Regions from separate parts of the Homo sapiens genome. Here regions 1, 2, 3 and 4 are each linked to region 5. Evidence: chromatin contacts called from ENCODE Hi-C data. All regions are on one chromosome and are shown on one strand. Each heading gives the region's core, a stretch centred on a gene start or an enhancer-like site at or near the end of the contact. The rest is flanking DNA. Distances are from core to core; before and after follow the strand shown.

Region 1 (2,700 bases), core at 101-2,600, 5.4 Mb after region 5:
CTCACTAAATGCACTACCACTGTGAAATGAATATTCTCTTTTAACTCCCAATCTACATAATCATCTTTAAGCCATTTCAGGATGATTCCCGCCCCCTTGCTCTTGGTTCCCACCAGACATGACAGAGACCTGCAATTTCTTGAAAACTCCCTTCTCAGTCTCACCTCTAAGTATTTTGCACAGGCTGGTTCCTGTGCCTGGAACAACCTTCCAACCTTATTCCAATGGTTGGCAGAAATGGAAACCCCTCCATAAAACCCCTGGCCCGGAGTCAGGACCCTGGGCTTGGGGCTTCTCCAGAGTCCTCAGACCCAAGAGATCGGAGAGTAGCAGGAGAGTGTTCTATATAACACCACAATGCTGGAGAGCGTATTGGGTGGGGGTGGGATCGGTGAGAGCATGGACATTCTCCCCTCACCTGTATAGGGTCCACAATTACTTCTGAGTTCATGGGAACCTGTGGGGAAGAGGGAGACTATGCGAGTCAAGCAATCTTGAAGGAACCCCAAAGGCTCAACCCCATCCCATATTCCTACCCAGTTACAATGTGCCTGGGAGCTGAATGTCTACCCTCTGTGCTTCCATCTTCAAGGATACCTCTTAACTGTGTTAGCTCGGAACAGTGCTCATTATCCGCCCCCATGGCCAACAAGAGTCTGCCCTCCATGAGCAGTCTATGGAATACTTTTTAAACCCTCGGATTCTGGCTCTCCTCTGTTCAGAACCTTCCATGGCTCCCATCACCCTCAGAATAGAGACCCAGCTGCTCAGGATGATATTCCAGGTGCAATCACTTATAAAGCGCTCTGATCCTTTCAGACACTAAAGGCCCAGTTTTCCCAAATGCTCCAGCTGTGAACCATCTCTGAGCCTTTGCATACACTGGTCTCTCTGCCTGGAACGTCCTTCAACTCGTGCTGTCAAAATGGGTCCCAAACACGAGCGCCCCCACTGTTCTAGATACAGGGGCCTGAGCTGCAGTAACCCGAGGAATCGTTCATTCGAAGCTTTGGGATTCAGAGATGGGGGTCAGCGCGCAGACTCGCAGACGCAGCACCCACCTGTGCCGGGCCCATCGGCTCAGCCGCCGCCATCAGGCCTGTGGACTACGGAAGGGTGGCGACAAGTGCAGGAACCTGGGATCAGCTGTCCAGGGCCCAGCCCAGCGGCTAGGTCACTCAGGCAGCGCCACTGTCAAGCCTCAGGCCCACCTCTCTTCAGGGAAGAAGACACTCTCTCACGTTTTCCCTTTTCTGTCACCTCAGGTCTGACATTGCGTTCTGGAAACTAAACCAGTGGATTAATGGAAAAGCAAACAAAATGTCCACCCGAGGATGGTAGAGGAAGTCCCGCCCTGACGTTGGTGAGGACCAACGGAAACGCCTATTTCCTGGGTTTTCATTGGCCCAGAGCCGCCAAGTTTCCTGGGTAATGTAGTTCCCACGGCACCAACACTAGTAAGCGGCGTCTCGCTTCACCTCCAGGTTAAAAGCCCAGAGAAGACCGCCAGGGGCGCGTGGAAATGGTGTCCCTCGTCTCCAAGGCCCAGACGGAGCTTAGCTTCCTCTTGAAGGAGCCATATCTGTATTTCTGGTGAACGTCGTGTTTGACATCAAAGGAATGTTTAGAGACATGATTTCAGCCTTCCTTACGCAGAGAATGCTCATCAAAAAATAAAATGGACACACCATACACTGACGTCACTCAGATTTCTATGGCTGGAAGTTAACAAATATTGTTTTCAAATGCGTGTAGCCTGATGCTCCAGAGTTAGTTTGGCGAGCCTCAGCATTTTCTGTCAGGCACAAGAAAGAAAAGACTCCAGACACCATGATGTGGAACGTGGAGTGGGGATGTTTGGTGGCCTTGAAGTAAGTGAATAACCCTTCTGTCTGTTACCTCAGAAAATATTTATCCTGCTTATACAGCAGTGATTGTGTCAAACCCAACAAGTAATACTCTTGTTCAAGATAGTATTTCATACTCCATATACAGAGATGTATTCAATATTTTAAGTGTTTTACAAGTGTCTGAAAAGACAGAATTCATCAAATGTCATATGGCAATGAAAAGGGCAACATGAACACTTTCTGTAAAGAAGAAATAACCACCAAACTAGATGTCTATACACAACAAAATGTCTTTTATGGAAGTGTGATATAAAACTATTTGAAACCAAAAATGATAAATGTAATGGAAATACATTTACACAAAAAATAATGTTTAAAATAATACTCAAGGCCAAAGAAAGTTGATCTCAGGTGAAAAGTCTGCAATGAGAGAAGAAATGAAGATGAAAAGAAGTGCATCTTTTGATTAAAATAACAGCATATTACAGTGTAAAACATAAGTAGATATACTTATTGAGTTAGAATGATGGAATTCCCGTGCGTAACCTCAACTACATATAAATTGAAAGGAGGCTAGTTGCTCAAAGTTTTAAATTTTTTATATTTCCAAGTGGAAAGCAAATGTATTACAATCCTGTATGGCACGCTAATGTGTTAAACGTTTGTAATTTTTAGCCTAAATATAATAAATACAGTCAGCGTATATACTTTTCAAACTAGAAGAGGAAATGTTTGGAATATAAATAAATAATCAATAGAAAGGTAAAATAATAGTAAAATAAGTGGAAGAAGTGAGGCAAAGAAAAGCACAATGTAGGATATATTTAAACTGTCAACCTAAATAACAGAG
Region 2 (2,700 bases), core at 164-2,663, 6.0 Mb after region 5:
TTCTCACAGAAGACCAAGTGGGAACAAAGAAGGGAATCCATCCACCGAAGCAACAAAAAAACTTGTAAGGAGCATCGTAAGAAAAGAGAATTTACATGTCAAAAAAGTAACACAATTCCTGGAGAGAAATGAAAGGTAATTTGCATAAGCTGGAAAAAAGAGCATGATCCTGAATGAGAGGGTACAAATTTGTCAGCTATTCCCAAGAGACAGCCAGTCACAACACAGATGGAACTTTTGGATTAATCTGACAATTATTGTAAAATCAACTTGCAATCCTCATATATTAGTGGTTGCCTAGAGCTGGGGGAAAAATGAAATGGGGAGTGACTGCTTAAGGGGAACAAGGGTTTCTTTGTGGGGTGATGAAATGTTCTAAAATTAGATAATGGGGATGATTGCACAACTTTATTAATATACAATAAAACCGGTGAATTGCACACTTTTAAGTGCTTAAAGTGAACATTATGTTATGCAAATTTAATCCCACCTCCAAAAAAAATTCACCTCCAAGATTTACTAAGCCTAAGCTTGTGTGTGTGTGGAGGACTTAGAGATGGGCCTGGCGCCCAGACCCCTAACTCCTCAGGTTCCAGATCTTTGTACAAGTCAGCAACCTCTCGAATGGATTCCTGGGTATGTGTATAAAGCACTAGAACACACAGTGGGCCTCAGGAGCACCGGAATCAGCGCGAAAACGCAGAATGCAAACCGTACTTTGCACCATTATTTGCAACTTGACAGTGACCGCCGCCGTCACTGCATGTTTAAGGGAACCCGGAGCTGTTTCCAACCCAGGTCTGACGTCCTTCACAGTGCTTTGTGTGAACTGGCAGGGGGAGAAACGACGGCTGGGGAACGAACGGGGTTATTCGTCCCATCAATGGCCTCAGAAGCATCCTTATCACCTGCTTCCAGAGCTCCCGACCCAAATTTCCTCCTCAAGACCGACGCGGCCGCGACGCTGCAAAAGCTCGTCCCGGCCTCACCTGGCTCGCGGCCGGCGGTCCCCCTTGAAGGCGGCGCAGCAGGATCGGGGTCTGCCCGCCTGGGGCGTTTGGCTTTTGTCCCGCGCCGAGGTCCGGCCCAGGAGTGCGCTTGGGAGCTCCCGGCGCGGCCTCGGGGACAAAGGCCCGCGGAGCCGACGTGCAGCAGAGTTCACCCAGGCCCGTCCGACCAGAAAACGAAGAACGCCCGGAGGCGGGAGGCCGGAGGCAGGCTGCTGGCTGGAGAACCGACGGCAACGACGGCGCAAAGCCGGCGCGGAAAGGGCAGGCGCAGGACCCACCCTGACGCCGCCTCTCCCAGCCGGCTCTCCTGACCCCCCAAGCCCCGCAGCTACGGCGGCCCCACAGCCTGAGCAAAGGCCTCACCTCAGCCGCGGACAATGGCGGCTGCTTCCCCGGCGTCGACCGGAGCGCGCCGCGGGGTCTGCTGGGAGCTGTAGTTCCAGGCGGGCACTTCCGGCGTCGGGCAGCGGCGCCGCCATGACAGGTTCCTGGGCCGCGCCGCCTCGCCCTGCCTGGGCGGGGTTGGGACCTTTCTGGCACCTGCGTCGAAGCCGGCGGCAGGATGGACTTTGTTGTCCCGGTCCCAGACCACCCTCCTCCACCGTCGCCTCCCACTGCAAAAAGGCCTGGGTAAGTCGCGGCCCCGCGGGCCTCGGTTTGCCCATCCGCAAAATGGCGCCTCGTGGTACCGGGTTTCCCGGGAGGAGCTCGGCGAGTTCTCAGCGCTCTCGAGGGATCCTTCCATTTGGCGTTCGCAAGATTGTGAGAAAGTGACTGCTGTTATTCTCTTTAAGATAAGGAACCTAATTCGAGCTACCCTTCTCTGTGAAGCTCGACGGCTGAGAACGTCAGGGCTCGTTCCCAAGTCTCTTTCCAGAGGCCAGGCTTTATGGGAGCATGGGTTACCAGCGACGCACCCTGTGAGTTTTCCTCTATCGATATGCATGGAGCGGTTCGGGAGCGGTGGCTCATTCCTGTAGTCCCAGCACTTCGGGAAGCTGTGGCGGGAGGATCAGTTGAGTTCAGGAGTTCGACACCACCCTGGGCAACATAGCGAGACCACATCTCTACAAAAAAAATACAAAAATTAGCCCGGTGTGATGGCGCGCGCCTGTAGTCCCCGCTACTTAGGAGGTTGCGGTGGAAGGATTGCTTGAGCCTGGGAGGTCAAGGTTGCAGTGAGCTATGATCGCACCACTGCACTTCAGCCTGGGCAACAGAGCAAGACCCGGCATTAAAACAAACAAAAACGGGCCGGGCGCGGTGGCTCACAGCTGTAATCCCAGCACTTTGGGAGGCCAAGGCAGGTGGATCGCCTGAGGTCAGGAGTTCCGAGACCAGTCTGGGCAACATGATAAAACCTCGTCTCTACTAAAAATACCAAAAATTAGCCGGGCTTGGTGGAGGGCACCTGTACCCAGCTACTTGGGAGGCTGAGGCAGGAGAATCGCTTGAACCCGGGAAGCGGAGGCTACAGTAAGCCGAGATCAAGCCATTGCACTCCAGCCTGGGCAGCAGGGCAAGACTCTGTCTCAAAAAAAGGGACTGAGGGACTGTAGGTGGTGATACCAAAGAAAGCATGGCCATTTAGGAAGCTAGACTTGAGTGAGCAGTGGGCAAGAGAGATTTTGAAGATATTTCCACTAGTAATGGAGGATCATTTTAAAAAGCTGGCCTGTGGGTTGGGCTT
Region 3 (2,700 bases), core at 127-2,626, 5.3 Mb after region 5:
GCCATTGCACTCAAGGCTGGGCGACAAGAGCGAGACTCCTCCAAAAACAAAAAAAAACCCACCATCCTCCTGGGCAGCAAGTCATACCCTCCCGCCGCGCCCCCTGCCCCCCACCCCTGACCCCTCTCATCCAGGCCTATAATTGCCCCAGCCTGTAAGCAGTGAGGGGTTCTGGCACTAAGCTAGTTCTCCCCATCACAGGTCTCGTGCTGGACATAAAACCTGCATTGCTGTAGAGCTGCCAACTCTGCCTTTCTTTAACCCTCGCCTTCCCTTCAAAACCTAACAGTTATTATTAATAGATTTCTGTAATTTTCATTTCACAAGTATTTTCACAGATAATTTCAACTCCCTGTAAAATGATAACTCACTTCTCAGGAAGGAGATAAGATCATGAAAGTTCACAGTTTTTATTGGGGATAATACGTTCCCTGTGTACATATACTCCAACTATGGAATGGCACAAAATGTCCTGTCAGGAAATGGCATGTATCAGTCACTCTCATTTTCAGACAGGATTGAGACTTTTAAAATAAATGTAAAATATTTCAGACATGAAGTAATAAGTATTATTAGAATAAAAGCATTGCACTCTTGGTAGGAACACAATCACTGACTCTACAGACAGTAATGATGTTTTCTTCTGGATCCAGAGGCACAGCGTCACCCTTTCAATCTACGTCGGTATCTCCTGTCTTCTTTTGTGCAAATTCCCAGCCATGTAGTCTTTCTTTGTTCTCTTGGACCAACCATATTGAAGCTTAATAAATAGAAGTCAAAGTTTAACTGTATGTGTATTTGAAAAGCAACATATGGCTGAGAGGCATGAGTAGAGACAGAGTGCCTTTGTGGTATAGTGTGTCCCTTTGGCGGTGTAGCCGTTGAGAACTTGCTGTGCTTCACAATCCGATATCATAGGTCCCTCACATTTCTGTGAGTATCCTAGACCTTACTTCAAGAAAATCTGGTTATGTCGCCTTTAAGAGCAACCCAAGCCCCGTCCTGTCCGTGGAGTCCGGCACTCTGTTTACCAGCTCCCCTGACGGTGCCACTGAGCCTCTATCCGCCATATAAGGACTGACCAACGCTCTAAGGCAAGTCCAGAAGCGGTGTCGAAACTTCATAACCCAGAAGACACTGCGGTTCTCGGCAGCGCGACTGACCCAATGAATGTGCAGGAAGGAACCTTTGCGTGCGTGCGTGCGTGCGTGCGTCCGTCCTCGTGCTCGCGCATCGTAGGAGGGCGGGACTTCCGGCGTCCTCTTGCCGTGGTTGATTTGATTTTCTCTGGTGTTTTCACTAGTTCCGGCCTTTGGCGCTCTATGACGTCACCGAAGTGACGGAGCGGAAAAGCGCGAGAAGCGGCTTGGTTCCTTGTACGCAGAGGCGGTAGTGACACAGGCACAACTGACAGTGGCAGAAGCTCAGCTGACAAGGACTGGGGACGGCGGTGTCCTTGTCTTGCCTTTGTCGCCCCCGCCCCTCTCTTCCCTGGCTGGACTTGCGGAGTCCCCGCCGAAGAACCCGAGGTGGGTGCCCCGTCCCAGGCCCCCCCCCACCTCCGCCCGACCCCTCCTTCCAGTGCTGAAGCCCATAGAAGGGGCCCTGCAGGTCAGGCCCCTTGTCTCGAAGAGAGGGGCGTTCCTGTGTGGGGTCCCCGTATCAGCTGGTTTGATGCAGCCTCAGAGCTCCCTTCGGGGATCTCAGGTTCAGAGCATGGAGGTGCTGCCAAGTGGGCCGCGTCGGGGAGCCCGGAGTGTGGGTTGTTTCTGCGGGAAAGAGAGGGTTTTGTGAATTTTCTCTTGGAATGGCAGCCTGAGCAGCCGGTATAACCATGGAAGGTTGTCAAGGGAAGACCAGTGGGAGGGGCAGGTCCAGAGTTAGAACGAGCAGGATGGGGAATTGACACAGAGAGACCCAGAAGAGGCCACTGCAGTGGATCCCAGAGGCTGCACCAGAGCCGTGGTATAAGAGGGACAATGTGATGGGATTCTGGATAGACCTGGAAGATAGAGCCAACAGGTTTTCCTGCCGTATCAGATATGTCTGTGAGCAAAAATAGGGAGTGAAGGGTCATTTTTTTTTTTTTGCCCGAACATCTGAAAGAATGAAGTTGGGGAAGTCAGCAGCATGAGAAGTAGGTTTCATGGAGAAGATCATGGGTTGGAGTTTGGCCAGTGTGATTCTCAGGCGTCTCAAGTTGAAAATGTCACATGGGTAGGGGGACAGAAAGGTGTGGAGTCTACAGAGGAGAACTGGTGTAGATTCTTCAAAAGAATAGAGGGTGGCCGGGCGTGGTGGCTCACGCCGGTAATCCCAGCACTTTGGGAGGCCAAGGCGAGCGGATCACAAGGTCAGGCGTTCAAGACCAGCCTGACCAACATGGTGAAACCCCGTCTTTAGTAAAAATACAAAAATTAGCCGGGGGTGGTGACGCGCGCCTGTAATCCCAGCTATTCGGGAGGCTGAGGCAGGAGAATTGCCTGAACCCAGGAGGTGGAGATTGCAGTGAGCCAAGATCGCGCCATTGCACTCCAGCCTGGGCGACAGAGCGAGATTCCGTGTCAAAAAAAGGTGCGGAGCGCGGGTCTCTTCCGCGGAAACTGACATTGCGTTTCCGTTGTCGGCCTCCCGCTGCAGGAGCCATATATTGAAGACCATGTCTGGAAGCTTCTACTTTGTAATTGTTGGTCACCATGA
Region 4 (2,700 bases), core at 115-2,614, 5.2 Mb after region 5:
TGGAAGAACCCTGTCTCTACTAAAAATATAAAATTAGCCAGGCGTGGTGGCGCACACCTGTAATCCCAGCTACTCAGGAGGCTGAGGCAGGAGAATCGCTTGAACCCGGGAGGCGGAGGTTGCAGTGAGTGGAGACTGTGCCACTGCTCTCCAGCCTGGGCAACAAGAGTGAAACTCCATCTCAAAAAAAAAAAAAAAAAAAAAAAATTTAAGAGTCACAAATATGTGAAAAAGAGAATGATGTCTTTATCAATTTTCAAAAATTACTATTGCCAGTGATGAATAACAGTGTTCCTTGCACACTAATTTAGCCAAAAATATTTCTCCAAAAGTACCGCATCGTGTAGGAAATTGACTCCATCTCCATTCCTTGACTATTTTCAATCTCAAAATTAAATCTCTTGGAGAGTACTTTCTGCACACCTTTCTATTTCCTTAACCATATATATCGTCAAACCATTGAAAGCTGGACTTTATTCTCTCACTTTCATAGTCATGAAAAGAAAAAAAAAAAGTTACTGATGGGGACTCCTAAGACTTCGCATAATATAATCTTTGCATAGTCTAGGATTGTTAAAATTCCTAACAAGACTTTATAAACTCTCCTGTCTGCAACCAGTTAATGCTGGGTTGGGCCAGGGTTCCCCTCTTTCCCGTCACTTATCCATCTACGCTCATTCTTTTCATAGCCTCACCCAATATCATGACTTGAAGTAACAGTTTACAGTAATAACTCCCAAATTTATATATCCACGCTCGAACCCTCTGCCAATGTTGAATCATAGGTTGAGTATATGGCACTACGCTTTGTGGTCTTACTGACGTTTCAAACTGATCATGCTTGAAATGGGAGTACTGGGCTTCCCGGCAAGCCTGCTCCACTAGCAGCCTCCCCACCTCAGGGTACGGGAAGTCCACACGTGGCGAACGCGAAGCCTATTACATCACCCGGAAGTCCCTGCATCCTACGAAGGCTGGGCCCGGCCAAAGGAGGCCCAATAGAGGGCGGTCTGTCCTTTCCCAGCAGGCTGGGCACACTGTCAGGCGTCCTCCTTTGGGTGGCTATTTTAACTGCTCATTTATCCTTTTCTTCTATGAAAAGATCCAGAAAAGAGGCAAAGCAAGCGAGAAGTCGCGGGCCCAGCCCACAGCAGGGTAAGCACCTTTGTTCGGGGTCTGAATCGGGGCGAATATCCCCGCCTCCTGACCTCGATTTTCCTGAGCTAGAAGGGACCTTTCGACCCTCCGACTTGTGCCTATACTAAGGCGGTGGCCCTAAGACGACGCGGGGGTTCTGGTGCGCACTTACGTGCAGTCGGATGCGCTGGGTGAGTTCCCACACCCGGTAGATGTAAGGGAAAAACTGCATTACCCAGAAGGCACTGCCCCTTGCGTCGGCCGCGGACTCTGGGCCATTGACGACCCAGGACAGGAGAGTTTTCTGCGGGCCAGGGCGGCGGAGGCGGGACTTCCGCTTCTTCGTGTGACGTCATCTCCGTGGGCCGGTTTGGCCCTGAAACAGTGTGGGGCCTAGAGCGCTGGGTGGGCGCGTTCTGCGGCCTGAGCAGGGACGGGTAGTGAAGCGGTTACGCCCCTTCTTCGCGTCTTGGCGGGAGCCTGACGCCCCGCTTCTCCCCTAACGAGGTGTCCCACCGGCGCCCGCCGAGGCCTAGGCCTCCGCAGCCGCCCTCCGTCTCCTCAGCCCCGACGCTGCGCCTTGGGCCTTGTGCGCATTTTTTTCGGGGGAAAACTGAGGCTCGGAGTGCGAAAGTCAGCCGAGGTCGCCCCGCCCAGGACAGAGAAGGGCTGTGGTCGGCTGATCCGCGGCATTCCCGGGATGGCGGCGGCGTGGATGGCTCCGGCGCAGGTGAGTGGACGAGGTTTCGGCCTTGCTGCTGCTGTGCTATTTCTAGAGGCCTCGTGGGCAGGCTGGAAGCCAAGACAGCCACAGGATTTTTCTTTGTCGCCATCGTTTATTTAAGAGAAATGGCCGTGGCTTGTCATTTCCTTTATCCGCAGTCCTGCAACAGTGTTGGCCTCTGATAGGTGTTCAGTCCGTGGTTGAAGGAGTGATGCTTCCTTCTAGGGATCTCATCACACTTCCCCTAAATCCAACCTTCTCTGTTGCCTGCCAGCCCGTACCCCATCCACCTGGCCAACCACCCCTGACCTTGTCTGTTTGCATTTTTCCCTGGTCCTTTGCTCTTCAGAGCCACCAACCTGACCGTGCAGTCCTCTTCCATTTTCCAGGCTTTCTCCTTGCACTTCCTTTTACTTCGAACACTGCCCCTGTAACTTTGCAGGGCCTCCCTTTCACATCCTTTTGGCATCTGTCCAGGTGTCACCTATTTGGAGGTGCCTTTTTTGGCAATTCCGGCTAAAGTGGCACCTTACACCCTTGCCCAGAGTCTGGTATTTTTGTGTAGATAATCTGATGGTATTAAAGAAGCTTGTGGATTTGAGTTTGTCAAGGATGTAATGGGAACAAAGAAAAATAATTGCAAAGAATGATATTAACTGTCATTGAGTCCTTGCTGTGGGCTGATCGGTGAGTATTATTTAACCCTCAGTTCGTTTAACCCTGAAATTTTTTTTTTTTTTTTTTTTTTTTTTTGAGACGGAGTCTTGTTCTGTCGCCCAGGCTGGAGTGCAGTGGCGTGACCTCGGCTCACTGCAACCTCCGCCTTTTGGGTTCAAGCG
Region 5 (2,700 bases), core at 130-2,629:
CTGAGGTCAGGAGTTCGAGACCAGCCTTGTCAACATGGTGAAACACTGTCTCTACTAAAAATAGAAAAAATTAGCCAGGCATGGTGGCAGGCACCTGTAATCCCAGCTACTCGGAGACTGAGGCAGGAGAATGGCTTGAACGCAGGAGGCGAAGTTTGCAGTGAGCCCAGCCATTGCACTCAAGCCTGGGCGACAAAAGCAAGACTCCATCTCAAAAAAAAAAAAAAAATGTTTATATACACACTTCAATATGAAGAACAAGAAACACATAGAAAAAAAGAGGGAGACAGAGAAAAGGAATACGAGTTATAAATACAAATTTAGAAAACAATTCAAAAATATAAATACTGGGAAAATAGCCGCCTTTATATACTAACATACAAAACCTGAAACACCCATAAAAATATGCAGTACATTTGCAAGAGGAAGGATAAAAATAGGCTCTTGTTAATTTGTGCGCAGTAATTTAAAAACATAATGTTAAATAGAAAGCCTATTCATCCGCCCCCCTTCACCCCCAAAAAACTTTCATTTTCTGCAGGTTCAAGAGCATGGGTTGTTGTGGAAAGCCAGAGGATTAGAAAACTCATTGTGGAGGAGGTACTCGGACCTGAAACTTTTAGGAAATGTTAACGTTCATCAAGTCTGTTCCAGCCAAAGTTTGAGCTCAACACACACACACACACACACACACACACACACACACACACACACACACACACACAAAACCAGCCAGGGCTCTTGTGAAAAGACTTCGGCTTTCACTTGTCTCTAGACAAAAGACCACCACCCCGCCAGATAAAATAGGAAAACCTGGAATAGACACACACGTACACTGGATTCCCTTAATGATTCATCAATCACTAAGCCTCAGATTAATCCAGAATGTGAAACAGAAGTCACATTCGTTGACAAAAGCCACCCCATCGATTCTCAATCACTGAGCCCCACTGGGGAGTGACCCGCGAGGACCACAATCCCTGACCTCAGTACTCTTGGTCGTTGATCTATTCAGGCCTTTAATCACTGACCACCAGAGCCTCCATGAGGGACCCCAAAGATATCCTATCACAGACACCCACCAGGGACTCCTACCAGCTCCCCTCCAAAAGGAAACACCCGCCCCCGCCTCCCCCAACCCCCGCGCTACCTCCACCATATAGCGCCACCAACAACGCAGACGCCCTCAGAAAGCTCCCTCCCACCACGTTTCCACGCCCTGACCCACACACTGACCTGACTCTCCTTGGAATCGCCGCGACCTCTTAAAAGCTGAACTTACTTCCCTAAACTTCTTCCACTTCTGGGCCCCTCGCCCAACTCCCTCCCCCTCTAAACCTCCAGAGACGGTCAGCCGCGTTTCCATGGAGAGCGGAATGCGGCCTTCCGGCTTTTCCTCAGGAGGAGACGCGTCCGCGCCGGCGTCGCCTCGCCGCTCTGGGGGCGGCCATCTTTGAGTACGTGACGTACAGAAGGCACAGCGGCCGGGAGACGCGGTGGACGGAGGCCTCTTAAACTGTCCGATTTCCAGACACCTCAGCCCTGGCAGAAAATGGAGAGCTTATCAGAGGCTTGAGTTCACACAGGCAGACACGGCGTGGGGGTAAAGTCCTCTGAACAGACACGGAACAGAAATAAGTTAGTCTTCTCCTCGCAGGGGACAGTGAACGGCGCAAACTTCTCAAAGGCCAGAACCCATTATTACCACAAAGGCGCGGCATCCCTTCTTAGCGGTTATGATGGCTGTGACGTCTCAGCTCAATGGAAAATTAAAGTCACCTCTGGGCACCTCAGTCACTATTGTAAATGCGAAGCGTTTTAGAAGCCGTATAAAAACTGAAGCAAGAGAGACTAGAACAAAAAATAAGCGAGCGGTGCGTTGCAGGTAACGGAGCCAGAGCCCTTAGGGGAGAGCATCATGGGGGCGGCCATCTTAGGGGACGTTCGGTGTCCGTACGGCAGAACATATTCTCTCTGAGAAGCTTGCGGTGGAACTGGCCCATGGAAATGTCTTTAGAAGAGAAGAACCACCTGGCTCTGTTCTTGACTCTGGAAAAGAATCCTTTTCTAGAATTATTTAGGTTGTTGCCAGATTAATTTCCTTTAGAGAGTTTCCTTGCCCCCACGACTTCCTATCTTTAAAGCCAACAATAGTATGTGAAATCCCTTTCATATTTGAAACCACTGACTATTGCTGCTGCATCTCTCCGGTTTCTCCTATTCTTAAGTGCTTGGGCAATCCAGAATAATCTCCCAATGCTAAAGTCAGCTGATTAATAAACTTAATTACAATGCAGAGTCCTTTTTGCCATGTAACATAACCATGGGAATTACTCTGGGGTTGTAGATCTGGCTATGATATGATGACACTAATGAATATTTTGCAATAAAAACATACTATTTTAAAATATATATATACATATATCTTTATATATGTATATTTCTACAGAATTATTACAAGTTATGTCTTATGATGGTTTCTTATAAGAAGCAAGGAGGAAAAGGTCCTTAACATTTTCAATTGTGTTTTTTTTAATAATAAAGCATGCATTCTAATTTACAAAAACCACAATAAAGGTACTTTCATCATGTCAGTCTTGAGGCTGAACAACACTTAACATTCTTTTTCCTTTTACCTGTCTGCCTTCTCCCTTCCCCTACACTCTCTATACCCCACCCTCCAGGCTCTCTGTTCCATCA

What was found. Hi-C counts contacts between places; a loop is a spot of excess contacts on that map. Pooled maps may share reads with other maps.
Region 1: a pooled map shows a loop between it and region 5 (5-fold over the local background). The contact joins the promoter of ZNF772 here to the promoter of ZNF432 in region 5. A Hi-C loop is called at or near these places in 2 of 50 pooled maps.
Region 2: a pooled map shows a loop between it and region 5 (6-fold over the local background). The contact joins the promoter of ZNF606 here to the promoter of ZNF432 in region 5. A Hi-C loop is called at or near these places in 5 of 50 pooled maps.
Region 3: a pooled map shows a loop between it and region 5 (11-fold over the local background). The contact joins the promoter of TRAPPC2B here to the promoter of ZNF432 in region 5. A Hi-C loop is called at or near these places in 5 of 50 pooled maps.
Region 4: a loop to region 5 is called in a pooled map, with 13 times the contacts of the local background. The contact joins the promoter of ZNF460-AS1 here to the promoter of ZNF432 in region 5. A Hi-C loop is called at or near these places in 7 of 50 pooled maps.

The regions. Positions count from the first base shown.
Region 1 is chr19:57,476,216-57,478,915 of GRCh38, forward strand. ZNF772 (zinc finger protein 772) reads right to left here and starts at 1,351. Exons shown (of 4, transcript NM_001144068.2): 1 at 1,062-1,351; 2 at 419-457. The coding sequence starts at 1,094. RefSeq lists enhancers at 552-1,075, 666-1,865.
Region 2 is chr19:58,001,407-58,004,106 of GRCh38, forward strand. ZNF606 (zinc finger protein 606) reads right to left here and starts at 1,414. Exons shown (of 7, transcript NM_001348022.3): 1 at 990-1,414. It overlaps ZNF606-AS1 (ZNF606 antisense RNA 1), which reads left to right and starts at 1,488. Exons shown (of 4, transcript NR_036508.1): 1 at 1,488-1,640; 2 at 1,805-1,930. RefSeq lists an enhancer at 1,346-1,765.
Region 3 is chr19:57,362,175-57,364,874 of GRCh38, forward strand. It overlaps TRAPPC2B (trafficking protein particle complex subunit 2B), which reads left to right and starts at 1,377. Exons shown (of 2, transcript NM_001355204.2): 1 at 1,377-1,529; 2 at 2,641-2,700. The coding sequence starts at 2,660. ZNF547 (zinc finger protein 547) reads left to right here and starts at 1,377. Exons shown (of 4, transcript NM_173631.4): 1 at 1,377-1,529. RefSeq lists enhancers at 930-1,009, 1,050-1,429.
Region 4 is chr19:57,278,970-57,281,669 of GRCh38, forward strand. It overlaps ZNF460-AS1 (ZNF460 antisense RNA 1), which reads right to left and starts at 1,365. Exons shown (of 3, transcript NR_136529.1): 1 at 1,310-1,365. It overlaps ZNF460 (zinc finger protein 460), which reads left to right and starts at 1,516. Exons shown (of 3, transcript NM_006635.4): 1 at 1,516-1,867. The coding sequence starts at 1,838. RefSeq lists enhancers at 712-1,651, 766-1,357, 775-1,974, 1,358-1,949 and a silencer at 2,372-2,421.
Region 5 is chr19:52,047,459-52,050,158 of GRCh38, forward strand. ZNF432 (zinc finger protein 432) reads right to left here and starts at 1,380. Exons shown (of 5, transcript NM_014650.4): 1 at 1,237-1,380. RefSeq lists an enhancer at 1,163-1,752.